Regions from separate parts of the Homo sapiens genome. Here all the other regions are linked to region 2. The links are chromatin contacts, found by Hi-C or POLR2A ChIA-PET in ENCODE. All regions are on one chromosome and are shown on one strand. Each heading gives the region's core, a stretch centred on a gene start or an enhancer-like site at or near the end of the contact. The rest is flanking DNA. Distances are from core to core; before and after follow the strand shown. Region 1 holds the start of NPM3 (nucleophosmin/nucleoplasmin 3). Region 2 holds the start of ARMH3 (armadillo like helical domain containing 3). Region 3 holds the start of ACTR1A (actin related protein 1A). Region 4 holds the start of FBXL15 (F-box and leucine rich repeat protein 15). Region 5 holds the start of NFKB2 (nuclear factor kappa B subunit 2).

Region 1 (2,700 bases), core at 123-2,622, 270 kb after region 2:
TTACCAGATAGTAAGACAGCTGAGTTTTCCTCAGTTTTCTCGTCTTAACACTAGTGGACAATTCTAGCATTTTGTTTGGAGGATTTCAGAGTTAACCTCATGGAATTCAGGATTTTTTAGCAAGTTTGCTTTTGGTTTTATCTTGGCTTTTAGTAATCATGTTGGCTGGTCTGGTCACAGGTGACTGTGAAACAGATGCCCTGGTCTTGCTTTCATCACTCTAGGATCATGAAGTGCTATGCTATTTCCTGGTTATGAATATTAAGGTTGGAATTACATTTTTATTGATTGTTTGGATCAGAGCTCAGTTCCTGTAGAAAACGAACTGTAAAAGACCATGCAAGAGGCAAAATAAAACTTGAAGTGAATGCTTGTCGTGTTGTATTGTGTGAATCTATTTCCTGTCTGCCCCCTCCCTTTTCTCCTCTTTCATGCCTCACCTACAAGCAGGTATTCTCTCCTCTCCACAGCTGTTCCAAGTTAGAGATTGGATCTTGAAGGCAGCCCTCCCCTACCTCCATCACCAGTAAGACTTCCAGATTTTCATTAAGACAAGAGCTAAGAAAAGTAGACTAGTTTTTAGCCAAGCCACCCCACCCTCTTGCCACAGTTATAACCTGGATGTGAAATAGGGCCTCTAGTTTGAGTTTTGCCATCTATTAGGATAGAAAGCACACAGTTTGCCTGATTCTTAAAAGGCGAAAGATGGCGCGAGTAGCATAAACTGACAAAATAATCCACGGCGCAAAGATACTCCTGGATGATTTGGAATTAAAAGCTCAAAAAGCGTGGGTGGGCCAGGAACAGCCAACACACATGAGCTAACTAGTCCTCTGCTAGCAAGTGCCAGCAGCTAAGTCTCAGTGAAGGCATAGCAAGTTGCGGGGTCTTTAGAGCAGGAAGAATTAAGAGAGGCTTAGCCGAGAGGACAGACAGGACAGACGTGTTGGGATGGAAATTCCTAAGGCTCCTCGGCTCTCTTGAGGCAAAGACAATCTGAGTGCATTTCCTTTGCTTGTAGCAGAAAAGCACTGCCCTGAACCCCACCTTTGCTGGGAGGAGTAAGAAGGGTTTACATTTTTATATCTATAACTCCTTTAACGAAAGCTTACCCTGGGTTGGAAGAGTGGGAGACACTCTTCCGACACAGAGCGAGGAGCTTGGGGAAGTGGACACCCTCATGGTCGTGGAAATGAGCAAGGATGTTAACATAAACCCCAAATCCATTCTTCTGTGATGTTACTTCCTTTCTCTTCGGTCTTGATAAAATATGAGCAGAAGCTGCGGGCTCCGGGTAGGGCTGCGGGGTCTCGGCGCCTTTTCTTTTCCAGGACTGTGCGTCTCCTTTAATGGGCGGGGCCGGAACTGGCCGAGGGTCCCCGGCTTTGTGCGTGTCGGGGGCGGAGTTTGAAGAAGGCTCTTACAGCATGGCCGCCGGTACTGCAGCTGCCTTAGCGTTTTTGAGTCAGGAGAGCCGAACGCGGGCCGGGGGTGTCGGGGGCCTACGGGTCCCGGCCCCGGTCACTATGGACAGTTTTTTCTTCGGTATTAGTGAAGGGAGAGGCTGAGGGTGGTACTGGGGCGGTAAGAGGTAGGGATGTGAGGCGGGAATGCGGAGGGTTTCAAGGCGTGGGTGTGGGCGGAGGGCTGCTTCGCTGTTCCCGCAGGAGAGGGGGCCTCGCACGCACAGCCAAAGGGGGTGGCGAGATCCCTGCCCCAGATGTGTTGGGCGGGGCCCACGGCAGAGCGTCCCAGGTGTTCTGAGAGAAGAGACGGAGGTGGACGTGTAAATGACCCGTCCGCCCAAGGTTACACGTGACGGCGGGTTGGTGACATCCCCCGCTGCCCAGCCCCGTACACACGCTCAGGCATACTCACTGTTATTTCTACCAGGCTGTGAGCTCTCCGGCCACACCCGCTCCTTCACCTTTAAGGTAGAGGAAGAGGATGATGCGGAGCACGTGCTGGCACTAACCATGGTGAGGGGCAGGGGAGTGGGGTTTTAATGAATAAGCCCAGGCAGGCAATATAGGTCTCTACCCAACCTCCGGATCCCCTTTACTTGGAGACACATCCTCAGCCTAACCCCCCGGCATGGGCGGCTCCCCTGGCCAGGTGAACCGGGACCTCTGAGGCTGGGCAGGTGCTAGGGTAGATGCCTTTAGTTGTGGTGTCAACCCTCACTTGAGGAGACCCTGAGGCCCTGTGTACCGTTCCCAGCTCTGCCTCACCGAGGGAGCCAAAGACGAGTGTAATGTGGTAGAAGTTGTGGCCCGGAACCATGACCATCAGGAGATCGCAGTCCCTGTGGCCAACCTCAAGCTGTCCTGCCAACCCATGGTGAGTTCCCCAGCTCTGCCTTGGTGGTGGTGGTGGTGGTGGTGAGGGGATTGAGGACGTTAGCACTCATTACAGTGTGGGGTGGGCTAGGAGTGGGCCAGGCCTTCATCCTTGTCTTCCTCCCAGCTCAGTCTGGATGACTTCCAGCTCCAACCACCTGTAACCTTCCGCCTGAAGTCGGGCTCTGGCCCTGTGCGGATCACTGGGCGGCACCAGATTGGTGAGAAGAGGGGAGGGCCCTCTCCTTTGCTTCCAGTGGACTCTCCCATCAGGCTTCCCCCACTCCGCACTCCTGCCCCATCCCACCCTCATCTCCCAGTGCAGCCCTGTACAGGTCTGTGTGCCCTCCACGCTGTGCCC
Region 2 (2,700 bases), core at 126-2,625:
CTCGGCACCTGGGTGGCTTGCCGCCCACAGAACTCTTCTCCACTTCTTTTTTGTTTTGAGACGGAGTCTCGCTCTGTCGCCCAGGTTGGAGTGCGATGGCGCGATCTTGGCTCACTGCAACCTTCGCCTCCCAGGTTCAAGCGATTCTCCTGCCTCAGCCTCCCGAGTAGCTGGGATTACAGAGGACTGCCAACACGCCCGGCCATTTTTTGTATTTTTAGTAGAGATGGGGTTTCACCATGTTGGCCAGGCTGGTCTCGAACTCCTGACCTCAGGTGATCCACCCGCCTTTGCCTTCCAAAGTGTTGGGATTACAGGTGTGAGCCACCGCGCCTGGCTTATTTTATTTTTTTTACTTGTTTTTTCTTTTTAATAGTATTCTTGCTGTTATAGCACATCTTTTTAAACCTTCCATTTGTGTATAAAAAAACAGAGACTCAGGCTGGGTGCGGTGGCTCACGCCTGTAATCCCAGCATTTTGGGAGGCAGAGGCGGGTGGATCACCTGAGGCCAGGAGCTTGAGACCAGCCTGGCAACATGGTGAAACCTTGTCTCTACTAAAAAATACAAAAATTAGCCGGGCGTGGTGGTACACTCCTGTAATCCCAGCTACTGGGGAGGCTGAGGCAGGAGACTCTCTTGAACCCGGGAGGCAGAGGTTGCAGTGAGCCGAGATCGCACCACTGCACTCCAGCCTGGGCAATAGAGTGAGACACCATCTCGAAAAAAAAAAAAAAAAAGAAAACAAAGACTCAGAGGCAGGGAGTGGTGGCACGTGCCTGTAATCCCAGCTACCAGAGGCAGAGGCAGGAGGACTGCTTGAGCCTAGGAGGTGGAGGCTGCACTGAGCTGTAATTGTGCCACTGCGGCACTCCAGCCTGGGCAAGGGCAAGATCCTGTCTCAAAAAAAAAAAAAAGGAAAAGAAAAGAAAATAGATTTCTGGCCAAGTTAATAGAGCTTTACACGCTACTTTGCACTTATCAGGCACACACGTATTTGTTGAAAGAATGAGTTTGTTTTCAATCTTTCACGTACAAAGTTGTAATACACATTTGGAAAATATATCTTTCCAAACTTCGCCAGTATTTCTAGAGGATACATGTATTCCTAGAAGTAAAATTGCTGAGGTCAAAGAGTCGGCCATGTTTCGGAAAACTGCTATTGCGACCCAGTAGGCCCTCAATAGACAAGTCCACTGCGAATTTATTTCTCGCGATGCCTTTCGGGAGTTGTAGTCTTTGCGATGCTTGCTGGGAATCGTGGTCTGAGCCGGTCTCAGGAAGCGGGCGTGGACTAACCCATTGCGCGCCGGGCTTTAGGACCCGGCGGGGCGCGGGGACACGGGAAGGGTCGGGGAGGTCGGGAGCGCGCCCGTGAGCCCGGAGCAGCGGCAGCGTCGGTGGCGTCGAGAGCGAGCGGGCCCGGGAACGGCGCGGGTGGTAGAGGAGGAGCCGCGGGCTCGGTAAGCGGCGGCGGCCAGGCCCGGCCCGGTCCTCGAACCTGACCAACCCTGCGGGTCCTGCCATACTAGGCCTTGGCCCCGAGGCGGTTCTGGGGGCGGGGCCTGCGCTGGCCGCGGGGACGACGAGGACGCGAGGGGAGAGGGAGGGAGGACGGCTGCTGAAGCTGCGTATGCCGGGGAGGGCTGGGCCTGGGGGCGGCCGAGCCTAGAGAGAAACGGCTTCGCTCTTCCAGCGGCCGGTCCCTCGGACCACACGGTCCCGGTCACGTCCCTCTCCCGCATCCCTGCGGGGCCTTCTGGCTTCCGAGGTGCTGACCTTTGACCCCGCCAGCTGCCCCGAGAGCTTCCTCTCCTGCTGTTCTTGGTCCTGGGGTGCGGGCGTAGGGCAAGGCACCTCTGAGAATCTCAGGGATAGAGGAAAGCGGGTTTGTGCGAAGTCTTCAGGTGTCCCGGAAGGGCTCCAGTCCTGTCCCTCTCCAGGCTCTGACAGGCTTTAACCCACTCTTCACACGGAATCAGTGAAGCTACTGTGTTTTCTTTGGGTTACTCGGCGAGAGCCCAGGAAAGGAACCTGTTCCCAGGAGGGTATAGGGAAGGAAAAAGTAGAGAGAAACCTGGTCCCCTGGAGAAGGAGAAGCTGAGGCGTGCTGCCCCTGGCGAATGGGGAAGCAGAAACTTGGGCCATACCCAAATGTATGTCACTGGATCATCCGACCCTCCGCAGTTCTTCCTCTCCAGAAAGTTTTTTATTTTATTTTATTTATTTATTTATTTATTTATTTATTTTGAGATGGAGTTTCGCTGTTGTCGCCCAGTCTGGAGTGCAGTTGCCCGATCTCGGCTTACCACAACCTCTGCCTCCGGGGTTCAAGCGATTCTCCTGCCTCAGCCTTGCGCTACCACGCCCAGCTAATTTTATATTTTTGATAGAGACGGGATTTCTCCATGTTGGTCAGGCTGGTCTCGAACTCCCAACCTCAGGTGATCCGCCCGCCTCGGCCTCCCAAAGTGCTGTGATTAAAGGCGTGAGCCACCGCGCCCGGCCTTTTTTTTTTTGTTTGTTTGTTTGTTTTGTTTTTTGTTTTTTTGAGACGGAGTTTCGCTCTCGTTGCCCAGGCTGGAGTGCAATGGCGTGATCTCGGCTCACTGCAACCTCCGCCTTCCAGGTTCGAGCGATTCTTCCCCGTCAGCCCCCCAAGCAGCTGGGATTACAGACGTGAGCTACCACGCCCGGCTA
Region 3 (2,700 bases), core at 1-2,500, 450 kb before region 2:
GCCTCGGGGCGGCGGGGCGCTAAGGGGGGCGGGGCGCCGGCGCACCCTATCCAAGCACCCATTGGCTAATGTCTGTGCCAGTCACAGGCAGGGAAGGTGTGACTTGACAATAGGCCCCGCCTCCCCTCCCTGTGTTGGGAGTGTCCCAAGGCTCTTGGTCTCCCCCTAGTGTTAGGAGGAACCCAAGTTTAGAGATGCTGAGCACCCTCTGAGGTGCTAAGGTCCCACGAAAGCAGCGAGAAGTGCGCCAACAAAGGATTTGTTACTGTTTTGCTGACGCGCTGCTAACTAGGATTTAAACATAAATCTGACAATGGATTGATTCATTCATCCATGGGGCGTTAGTATTAATAGATGATAATAAATCTAATGTTTTCTAGGGCTATTGACAAAAAGGTCCCTGAAATTTCAAGGGGGCTGGGGGAGAACATAATCCAGAGAAAAAAATGCACTGGGCTCATTTGAAAGCAGTGACACATAACCTCTCTTCACCTCCATTTTCTCAACCATCAGTGTCAATTCTAGCTCGTTATGAAAATTAAAGAGATACTCGAGCAGTTTCTGAAACCCTTAGATGATGTTTTAATGACCAAAAGATTACCTATACCAGTAGTTCCAATTGCCAATCTTCGGATCAATGTTAGCCTGTTATGCAGAAAAAAAGAAAATGCAAAAGGCAACGACAATGTACAGGTTTTTAAACTTAAAGCTAATTTTATGCAATTTAAATTGTTTTCCTTTGTTGTAGGAATATGTCCTCTCGCGTACGTGTGTTAACATTTCCTTTTTGTTAGAGTGTGAGGTGCTAGGAGATGTTTATTAAAGTCTTACAGACCCAAATAAAAACATGAGAACCTTATATTGTCTAAGGGAACGTCGGGGGGAGTGGCAGGGCTGATCTGCAAAATCCAAACATCCATGAATTACGACCAATCCAAACCGAACTACAGACAAGTACTCGAGAAGACTACATACCTCAGCATGCACTGCGAACTCCTTCAAAGGGACTACAGATCCAGGCATGCAACATGACCATCAACCTGTGTCTCTGGCTGTTTAATCTAGGGAGACCACAAATCCCAGGGTACTGCGCATTGGAAATGCGACTCCCAATCTTAAACTAGGCGGGCAACAAAGCAAGCTAGATCGCTAACCCAGGCGCAAAGCTTGCTGGGGATTGTAGTTCTTCAGAGGCGAGGTCGGGCCGCTCCCTCGCCGCCCTGAACCGGCGGCTAGACTGCGCATGCGTGTCAGTGGCGCTAGCGGCGGACCCGGCTGGGCAGTTCCTTCCCCAGAAGGAGAGATTCCTCTGCCATGGAGTCCTACGATGTGATCGCCAACCAGCCTGTCGTGATCGACAACGTGAGTTGCGTCTTTCCTATCTATAAGGGGACTTGGGCTCTCCTCCTCGAAAGGATCGCTTCCCGGGGTTCAGCCTGAGCCGCCGGCTCTTTGTCACTGGCCCGGCCTGTCAGGCGCGTTCAGCCACCGCCGCCTCCTTCCTCCCCTTATCACATAGTCCGCAGGCAAGGCGGCCAGCCAGCAAAAGTGGGATGGAGAACTCTGGAGTGGATAAAGGAAAGAGTTATAGTCCAAGCCAGTCCTTGGGCCCTTGGCTCTAGGGGCCTTAACCGCTGTGTGAGATTCCCGTCGCCCGCCCTCTCCCCCATTTCCGATCGCTCTATTGGTTGCTCTGGCTGTCCATCTTAGCCAATGATACCGCCTCTTAGCCTTGCCGGATGAGGCTAGGCCTCTGCGGTGATTGGCTCACGCCCCTGCCATTCTTCCTTGCCGCCATATTGTTTTCCCTCTTGAAGGGGCGGGGCAGTGCTCCAGGGCTGTGGGGATTGGCTTCCGGGACTCTGGGTGGTGGGGCCTAGAGGCGAGTGCCCGCCCGCGGGTGGAGAACGGCTAAGTTTTCCTTCGGTCTCAGCCGGCGCTGCGGCTTGGTGGTGTGGATCTGGGTGGGGCCCGAGAATCTGGTGCCAGAAACCGCTGTAGGATGTCAGCTATTACTGTGATTATAAATTACAAAGTTGGTAAAGGTCGAGAAGAAAGGAGAGTGACAAAGGAAGCAGAGAGGTTGTCCTCCTCTTTGGAACGCCTAGTTCTTACGGGGAAAAAATTACCAAACTTAATATTTGCCTGGCGCTCTAGCGCTTCCAGGGCGTTTTCACATACATTCGAGTTGGATCCTCACAAAAACTGGACGCATAGTTTAAAAGGAACTTTGATCTTCGTGTTACCGATGAGAAAACTGAAGCGCGAAGACGTAACGTGAGCCCAAGGTCACATAGCAGAGGTGCCCTAAATCCAGTACTTTATCCGTCATCCCTTTTGCCAGCACCACCATGCAGAAGCATCAATATTGACCAATAGAAAGAATCTAAATACTGCTCTTATTTTGGGGGGAAAGGAGAAAATTGTAAAACGACTGCATTTCTGCCTTCGATTCAAAGCTTTGGTCCCACAGAGATTGATCCCTGTCTGTGTCCCTTGTAGGTCCCTCCATTGAGGCAAAACTACCAGTTCCCTCTGTTGTAAGCTGACTCTGTCAGATTCCCTTTGTTGATTCAGCTCTTGGGACCTTAGGCATATTACAATGTTCTCGTTTAAGCTTCAGCTCTGTTAGGTAGATAGGAATTACTATCCCCAGTGTATGCAGGGATGTTAAATAACAGATTTCAAACCATCCAGTTT
Region 4 (2,700 bases), core at 85-2,584, 360 kb before region 2:
CTGCGGAGACCAGCGCCGCGCCTCTGCGCCAGGTACACGATGGCCTCGTCCTTGAGCTGGCGGCAGGCGGTGAGATCCAGCTCCTCCAGGGCCGGGCAGCGATCAGCGAGGCCGCGCAGCGCCAGCCCGTCCACCCAGTCACAGTGCGCGAGCGACAGGCGCTGCAGGCGTGGGCAGCCCTCGGCCAAAGCCCCAAGCGCCCGGCGACTCAGTTGCCCGCAGCCGCCCAACGCCACACTCCGCAGCTGCGGATTCCGCGCCAGCACCGGCACCAGGTCCTCGTCTGACAGCCATTCGTGACACGGCGCCAGTGCCAGCTCCTGCAGCCCCTCGGCATCCCGCAGCAGCCGGGCCAATGCGGCCCGCGGGATCTGCGGACCCACCTGCGGGCGGGGAGGCACCCCAACTCTCAGCCCGTCCCGCACTCCTCAGCCGCCTATGCACCCCTGACCTGAGTTCTTTTCTGGCAGCCTCCTGCTCTCCCAGGAGAGACCCCACTTTCCCTCTGAGTCGCTACCGAGTATTTGCCCTTTGGTGCGTGGATCCCTTCCGGGCAGCCCCGGCGGCCCAAGGGGGTCCAGAAGGGCATACTGCGGGGCTGGGGGCTGGGCTAGAGGCGGGGCGGTACCCAGGCAGGGGCGGGGCTTCAGCCCCCGGCTCACCTGCGCGGCATCGAAGCGACGCAGCCCGGCCAGGTGAAGCTGCACCAGCGACCGGAAGGCCCGGCTAACGCGCTGCAGCCGGAGCAGCTGGCGCAGCGGGACCCGGTTCAGGACGTGTGGGAGCAGCACGTCTTCCCAGGGCAGGTCCAGGAACCTGCGAGTAAAGGGGCGTTGGCACTGGCGTCCCGGGGCCACTATTACCTGCGAGTCCGCCTCCGTTATGTTCCTGCGCCCCAGCTCCCAAGAGCGGCCCCCAGACCCAGCCCCGGCTCGGCTCCCCTCCCTCAGGTTCCTCTTCCCTCTCGGCCCCTCCGGTGCTCGGTACCTGACGGCTCCGGGCTCTTGCTCCCCTCCGGACGGCTCCATCGGTGGCTCCATCGGCTGTCTATTGCGCGTGCGCAGTAAGATTTTCTCGCTTTGGCCTTGGAGTGGCCGCACCAAACCCGCCTCCTTGGCCTGTAGAGACAGACCTATTTAATCGAGTGCCGTCTCACCGAGGATCCGATCTGAAAGCTTTTCGGGTGGACCCCGAAACGGAGGCGGAACAGACCGGTGGTGTAACATTAGGCCTCGCCTTCTCGGCTACAGGGCTTGAGGCCTGAAGCTGGAGAATGCGGTGGGCATCAGAGACTGGCTTCTGTCGTCCTCTTGAGCCAGTAGCCGCCTCTGAGCGAAGTGGTGGTGGGAGGAGCAGGCAAGGCCAAACGCGGAGGGGGCGGAGCCAGGACTCTTAGGTTACCGGCCTCTCCTCTGCCCTCTGGTCGCGTTTAGCGACTTTGAAAAACGGGGAGAAACTATCCAGGCTCTTACTGTCTGCCACGTAGCAGGTGTTCAATAAGTAATTGTTGAAATAATGAATGAATTGGCGAGGCTATAATGTTTCCCTCATCAAGTAAACCTGCTCAAACCTCCCATTCCTGATTAATTATGAAGAGCTATCCAGCCTCTTCCACTTCGTAACAGTTTGGGCCGCGTTTCCGCCGGGGGAGAGAGATGTAGGGGGCGCGAAGAAAGACTATATTTCCAACTGGGTCCCTTTCATTTCCTCCAAAGGTCCAGAGTCCTAAGAAGAATGAGAGCTCAGCTCAGCCCGCCAGTGGTAGTGCTTCTCGGCTGGCCTTGGGTTTAGTTGTAGGGTCTGGGGCTGGGTCCGCCCTGGGACAATGACGCCCCAGACCTCTGGACTCAGCTTCAGGGCTGCCTCTCACCGCGTCCCCAGGTCCCAGTCCCAGGATCCGCTTCGGGGAACCCCAGGAGTAGTGCCTTCCCCCATCATCCACGGGATGGGTGTGGGGGGATGTGAAGGACGCGAGAGCCACTGCACCGCTGACGGTCTGGCGCTCCGGTGCAACCGCTTCAGCTGGCTCATCACAACGAAAACCACTTCTCATCTGTTATCTCGTCAAGGCTTCGGGCACCTCTGAAAGGTGGGCAGGTCTATGCTATCAGTCCATTTTAAAGATGGGGAAACCGAGGCCCTGGAGAGGAAGCCCCTTGTCCAGAATCAAGCCAGACGGGAATAGAGAACCCAGACATCTGGTTTTCCCAGAATTCCTTCCACGTTTCCCCACCCCGCAAGGCAGCGAGAAGGGAGAAGCTAGCAGCGGGGAGAGACAAGAAAGGGGTCAAGTTAGGTGAGGGCTTGCTATCTCTTCTTCCTCAGCCTGCTTAGGGAGGGGGTAGCTGGGAGGACAGACCCCTGCAAAGATAGAGCCACGTGAGCGCGCACCACCTCCGGCCGCGCGCCTCGTCCCCCTCCCCTCTTTGTTCGCGCCTCTGCGCCTGCGCAGTGCGACAAATCTGGCGCTGTCCCCTTCAGCACCACGCGGAGTCCGCGCCGCCCCTCCCCGCGGTGAGCCCCGCGCGCCCCCGCCTCGCACGTCCTCGCGCCCCCTGACTGCCCGAACAGACCCCTTCTTCCTTCCGAGGTCACCATCTGCCCGCCCTGGCCCTCCCAAAGAGAGTAGTTGCCATAGTAACTCCAGCGGCTCTTTCTTAAAATAGCAGGGCCCCCTTCTACCCTGGCCAAGGGCACAAG
Region 5 (2,700 bases), core at 136-2,635, 340 kb before region 2:
ATACCAGTGGGGGCCAGGCGTAGAGGGCACCTACTGGGCAGTCATGTCCTTGGGCCCCACAGAAACGGCGCAGATCCCCAGCTCCGAGCATTGCTTGCCCACCAGACTGTGGGCATGAGCACGAGGTGGGTCACTGTGTGTTACCAGGTCCACCTCGATCTTGGCTGGTCCCTCGTAGTTACAGATCTAGGAGAGGCAGGGACTGTCAGTCAGGGCCTTGGGCATGCTGTCCACTTAGCCCACCCTCCAGCACCATCCTGGCTCACCTTGACAGTGGGATAGGTCTTTCGGCCCTTCTCACTGGAGGCACCGGGCAGTCCTCCATGGGAGGGGCCTTCACAGCCATATCGAAATCGGAAGCCTCTCTGAAGGTCCAAGGGCATAGTAGCATTGTGATCAGGGAAGACCACCCAGGCCAGCAGTGACCGCAGTGCCTGGTAGTAGCCCTGAACCAAACTACAGCACTCTGATCAGCAGCAGTGACCATCCAATCCCCTGTGGCCTCCTTCGGCAATGGCTCCTCCATGGCCAGCCAGCTACCACTACCCCATTTGTCCCCAAAGCTGAAGCCATTCCACACCCTCCCTTTTGCTCACTCACCTGCTTAGGCTGTTCCACGATCACCAGGTAGGGGCCATCAGCTGGGGACAGAGAGACCTTGCTGAGCCACGATCTCCCAGCCCCTCCCCCAGAGAGAGGGCACATGCTCTCCCTCCCCCGCTTTAGGACTAGGGGAGGTTAGTGAACTTGCTGACCTGTTTCTGGGGCTGGCTCCTTGGGTTCCACAATGGAGGAGTTCAATTTGAAATCATCATATTCAATAATACCATCCAGACCCTGGTTTGGAGACAGACTGGGGGTGGCATCCGACTCTCAGCACCCCCCACAGCCCCACCTCCCATCTCCAAGTCTTCAGTGGTCACTCCCCCCTCCTCCTCAGACCCAAGAGAAAGCTCCTTTTGGAGGCAGAGTTGCAGACAGATGGACAGACTGGCAGGCTGAGAGCATCTGCGAGCATACAGGTGTAAGGCAGCAGAGGGGGCTCGGGCAGACAGGTGGACAGACACGAGGGGCAGCCGGCCGGGTCAGGGGCAGGCGGCATGACTCACTGGGTTGTAGCAACTCTCCATGTCTCTGGGCTAGGCCCGGCTCTGTCTAGTGGCTCCGGCCAGGTTCTGCTTCCCAGAATTTTAGACGCCCGCCTAAAGTTGGGAGGAGTGGCGTGGGGGAGGGGGTCAGATCTAAATGGGGGTGGGCGGGAGATGGGGGCCCAGATTTGGGGGAGGGTCCGACCTCCTCCAGCCGCCTGTCCGGGTGTGGCGGGTGAGATCCGGTGGAGAGCGAGATCCGGAGTTGGGCTTGGCCGGGGAAGGGGCAGGAAAGTTAGAGCAGCTTAGGAAAGTCCCGAAAATACCAAGGGGAGGCGGGGCCGGAGGGGGCGGGCCTGGAAATGACGCCACTGGCCCCGCCCTCGCGACGGGAGGGGCGGGAGGCCCTCGACAGTCTACGGGCTCCCGCTGCTTTTCAGCGGGCAGAGGTCTAGGAGAATCCGGGAAGCCCCGGTGGGGGTTAAGCCCCCTCCTCCCTCCAGGGCAGGGAACAGGAGGGTCTTTCACGGCCGGGAGGAGGCTGGCAGTCTGGGGCCAAGTCCGCCTCCCGCTCCCCTCCCCCGGTCTGGAGCAACCTTGGGATTTTCTGCCAGGAGGGAGGCCACGGCTGATAAACCCCGGGGGCTTTTGGGGGGACATTCCTGCTGTCGGACGGCCTCCCCTTCGAACAGCCTGTAGGCGGGGGCTCTTTCCTGTGGGAGGCCCCGGGGTTCTGCCCCGAGAACGCGATTCTGGGGCTGCGGGAAAAGTGTCTCCTCCTCGGAGTGGGCTCTTTTCTCTCTCTCCCAAACCTCACAACAGCAGCTGGTCCCACACCGCACCGGTTCTGGGCGCGCAGGCGACAGGGAGATCTCTGCACGCTCCCCCCCCCCCCCCCCCACCTAATACAAGAGTGTGTCTCCATCACAGCTCCACAAGTGTGTTTCGGCTGTAGTGCTTGGTTGCATGTTGTGTGTCCATGGCGTCAACATGAGTGTGCAAGCGAGCATGTGTGTAGATAGGTGAATCCCGAGCTTCTCAGTGTGGGTGTGTGTCAGCGCCTGTCTTGATGTACGGACACGGGTGAGCGTATCTTGAGTTTGTGCGTGAAGGGTGTGGGTGCAGGCACCAGTGCACCGGTGGGCACGTCTCCGTGTGCATGTGTGTGCGAGTGCGACTGCACGGACGCTGCCGTGTGTGCGCCAGCACAGGTACAGGTGTACGTACGGGTCCGCGTATCTTTGTACAACGGTGTCGACGTGGATCCGAGTGTCGTCGCCTGCGCGCCCTTTCCGGCTGTGTGCAGCTGCTGCTCTCCAGCCCCAGGCGCTGTCCGCTAAAGGCCCTCCTCCCTCTTTTCTCTTGTCCCGGCCACCCAGGGGTCTGAATCCAGCCACTCACCGTGGCGGCGGCTCTGGTTGCGGCTTCTCTCCGCGCCCGACCCACCTGGGACCGGTCGCGACACCTCGCCTGCCAGCAGGGCTCAGGGCCGGGAAAGCCCCTTCTCGGCCCCCCGGAGGGGGGAATTCCCATGACGTTTCCGTGCGTCACGCCTCGCGCCCTTTTTCATTGGCTGAAAGTTTAACTCTGGACTGGCGCAGCCAACCCGGAG

The links. Hi-C counts contacts between places; a loop is a spot of excess contacts on that map. ChIA-PET counts read pairs that join two places held with the same protein, here RNA polymerase II (POLR2A). Pooled maps may share reads with other maps.
Region 1: a map of CD8-positive, alpha-beta T cell shows a loop between it and region 2 (27-fold over the local background). The contact joins the promoter of NPM3 here to the promoter of ARMH3 in region 2. A Hi-C loop is called at or near these places in 6 of 168 maps with a recorded cell type or tissue (B cell, CD14-positive monocyte, CD4-positive, alpha-beta T cell and 2 more), 21 of 37 single-sample maps with no recorded cell type and 16 of 50 pooled maps. POLR2A ChIA-PET finds 5 or more read pairs at or near these places in 5 of 52 experiments (A549, OCI-LY7, RWPE1 and 2 more).
Region 3: a map of B cell shows a loop between it and region 2 (25-fold over the local background). The contact joins the promoter of ACTR1A here to the promoter of ARMH3 in region 2. A Hi-C loop is called at or near these places in 7 of 168 maps with a recorded cell type or tissue (B cell, CD4-positive, alpha-beta memory T cell, CD8-positive, alpha-beta T cell and 2 more), 7 of 37 single-sample maps with no recorded cell type and 21 of 50 pooled maps. POLR2A ChIA-PET finds 5 or more read pairs at or near these places in 1 of 52 experiments (H1).
Region 4: a loop to region 2 is called in a map of CD8-positive, alpha-beta T cell, with 2.4 times the contacts of the local background. The contact joins the promoter of FBXL15 here to the promoter of ARMH3 in region 2. A Hi-C loop is called at or near these places in 2 of 168 maps with a recorded cell type or tissue (both CD8-positive, alpha-beta T cell), 1 of 37 single-sample maps with no recorded cell type and 13 of 50 pooled maps. POLR2A ChIA-PET finds 5 or more read pairs at or near these places in 4 of 52 experiments (T-cell, WTC11, activated CD4-positive, alpha-beta T cell and 1 more).
Region 5: a pooled map shows a loop between it and region 2 (6-fold over the local background). The contact joins the promoter of NFKB2 here to the promoter of ARMH3 in region 2. A Hi-C loop is called at or near these places in 1 of 37 single-sample maps with no recorded cell type and 10 of 50 pooled maps. POLR2A ChIA-PET finds 5 or more read pairs at or near these places in 6 of 52 experiments (A673, GM10248, GM12878 and 3 more).

The regions. Positions count from the first base shown.
Region 1 is chr10:101,782,118-101,784,817 of GRCh38, reverse strand. It overlaps NPM3 (nucleophosmin/nucleoplasmin 3), which reads left to right and starts at 1,372. Exons shown (of 6, transcript NM_006993.3): 1 at 1,372-1,545; 2 at 1,894-1,979; 3 at 2,221-2,340; 4 at 2,467-2,560. The coding sequence starts at 1,428. OGA (O-GlcNAcase) reads left to right here. Exons shown (of 16, transcript NM_012215.5): 16 at 1-368. RefSeq lists an enhancer at 1,805-2,444.
Region 2 is chr10:102,054,848-102,057,547 of GRCh38, reverse strand. ARMH3 (armadillo like helical domain containing 3) reads left to right here and starts at 1,375. Exons shown (of 26, transcript NM_024541.3): 1 at 1,375-1,463. RefSeq lists a silencer at 1,286-1,675.
Region 3 is chr10:102,501,262-102,503,961 of GRCh38, reverse strand. ACTR1A (actin related protein 1A) reads left to right here and starts at 1,250. Exons shown (of 11, transcript NM_005736.4): 1 at 1,250-1,362. The coding sequence starts at 1,315. It also overlaps a transcript of SUFU not described here. RefSeq lists silencers at 1-174, 852-921 and an enhancer at 1,272-1,371.
Region 4 is chr10:102,419,470-102,422,169 of GRCh38, reverse strand. It overlaps FBXL15 (F-box and leucine rich repeat protein 15), which reads right to left and starts at 1,334. Exons shown (of 4, transcript NM_024326.4): 1 at 988-1,334; 2 at 663-816; 3 at 1-383. The coding sequence starts at 1,040. It also overlaps a transcript of PSD not described here. RefSeq lists enhancers at 1-36, 947-1,416 and a silencer at 537-706.
Region 5 is chr10:102,394,390-102,397,089 of GRCh38, reverse strand. NFKB2 (nuclear factor kappa B subunit 2) reads right to left here and starts at 1,385. Exons shown (of 23, transcript NM_001322934.2): 1 at 1,294-1,385; 2 at 1,110-1,202; 3 at 756-837; 4 at 601-641; 5 at 267-365; 6 at 35-186. The coding sequence starts at 1,130. RefSeq lists enhancers at 790-909, 1,320-1,369, 2,420-2,700.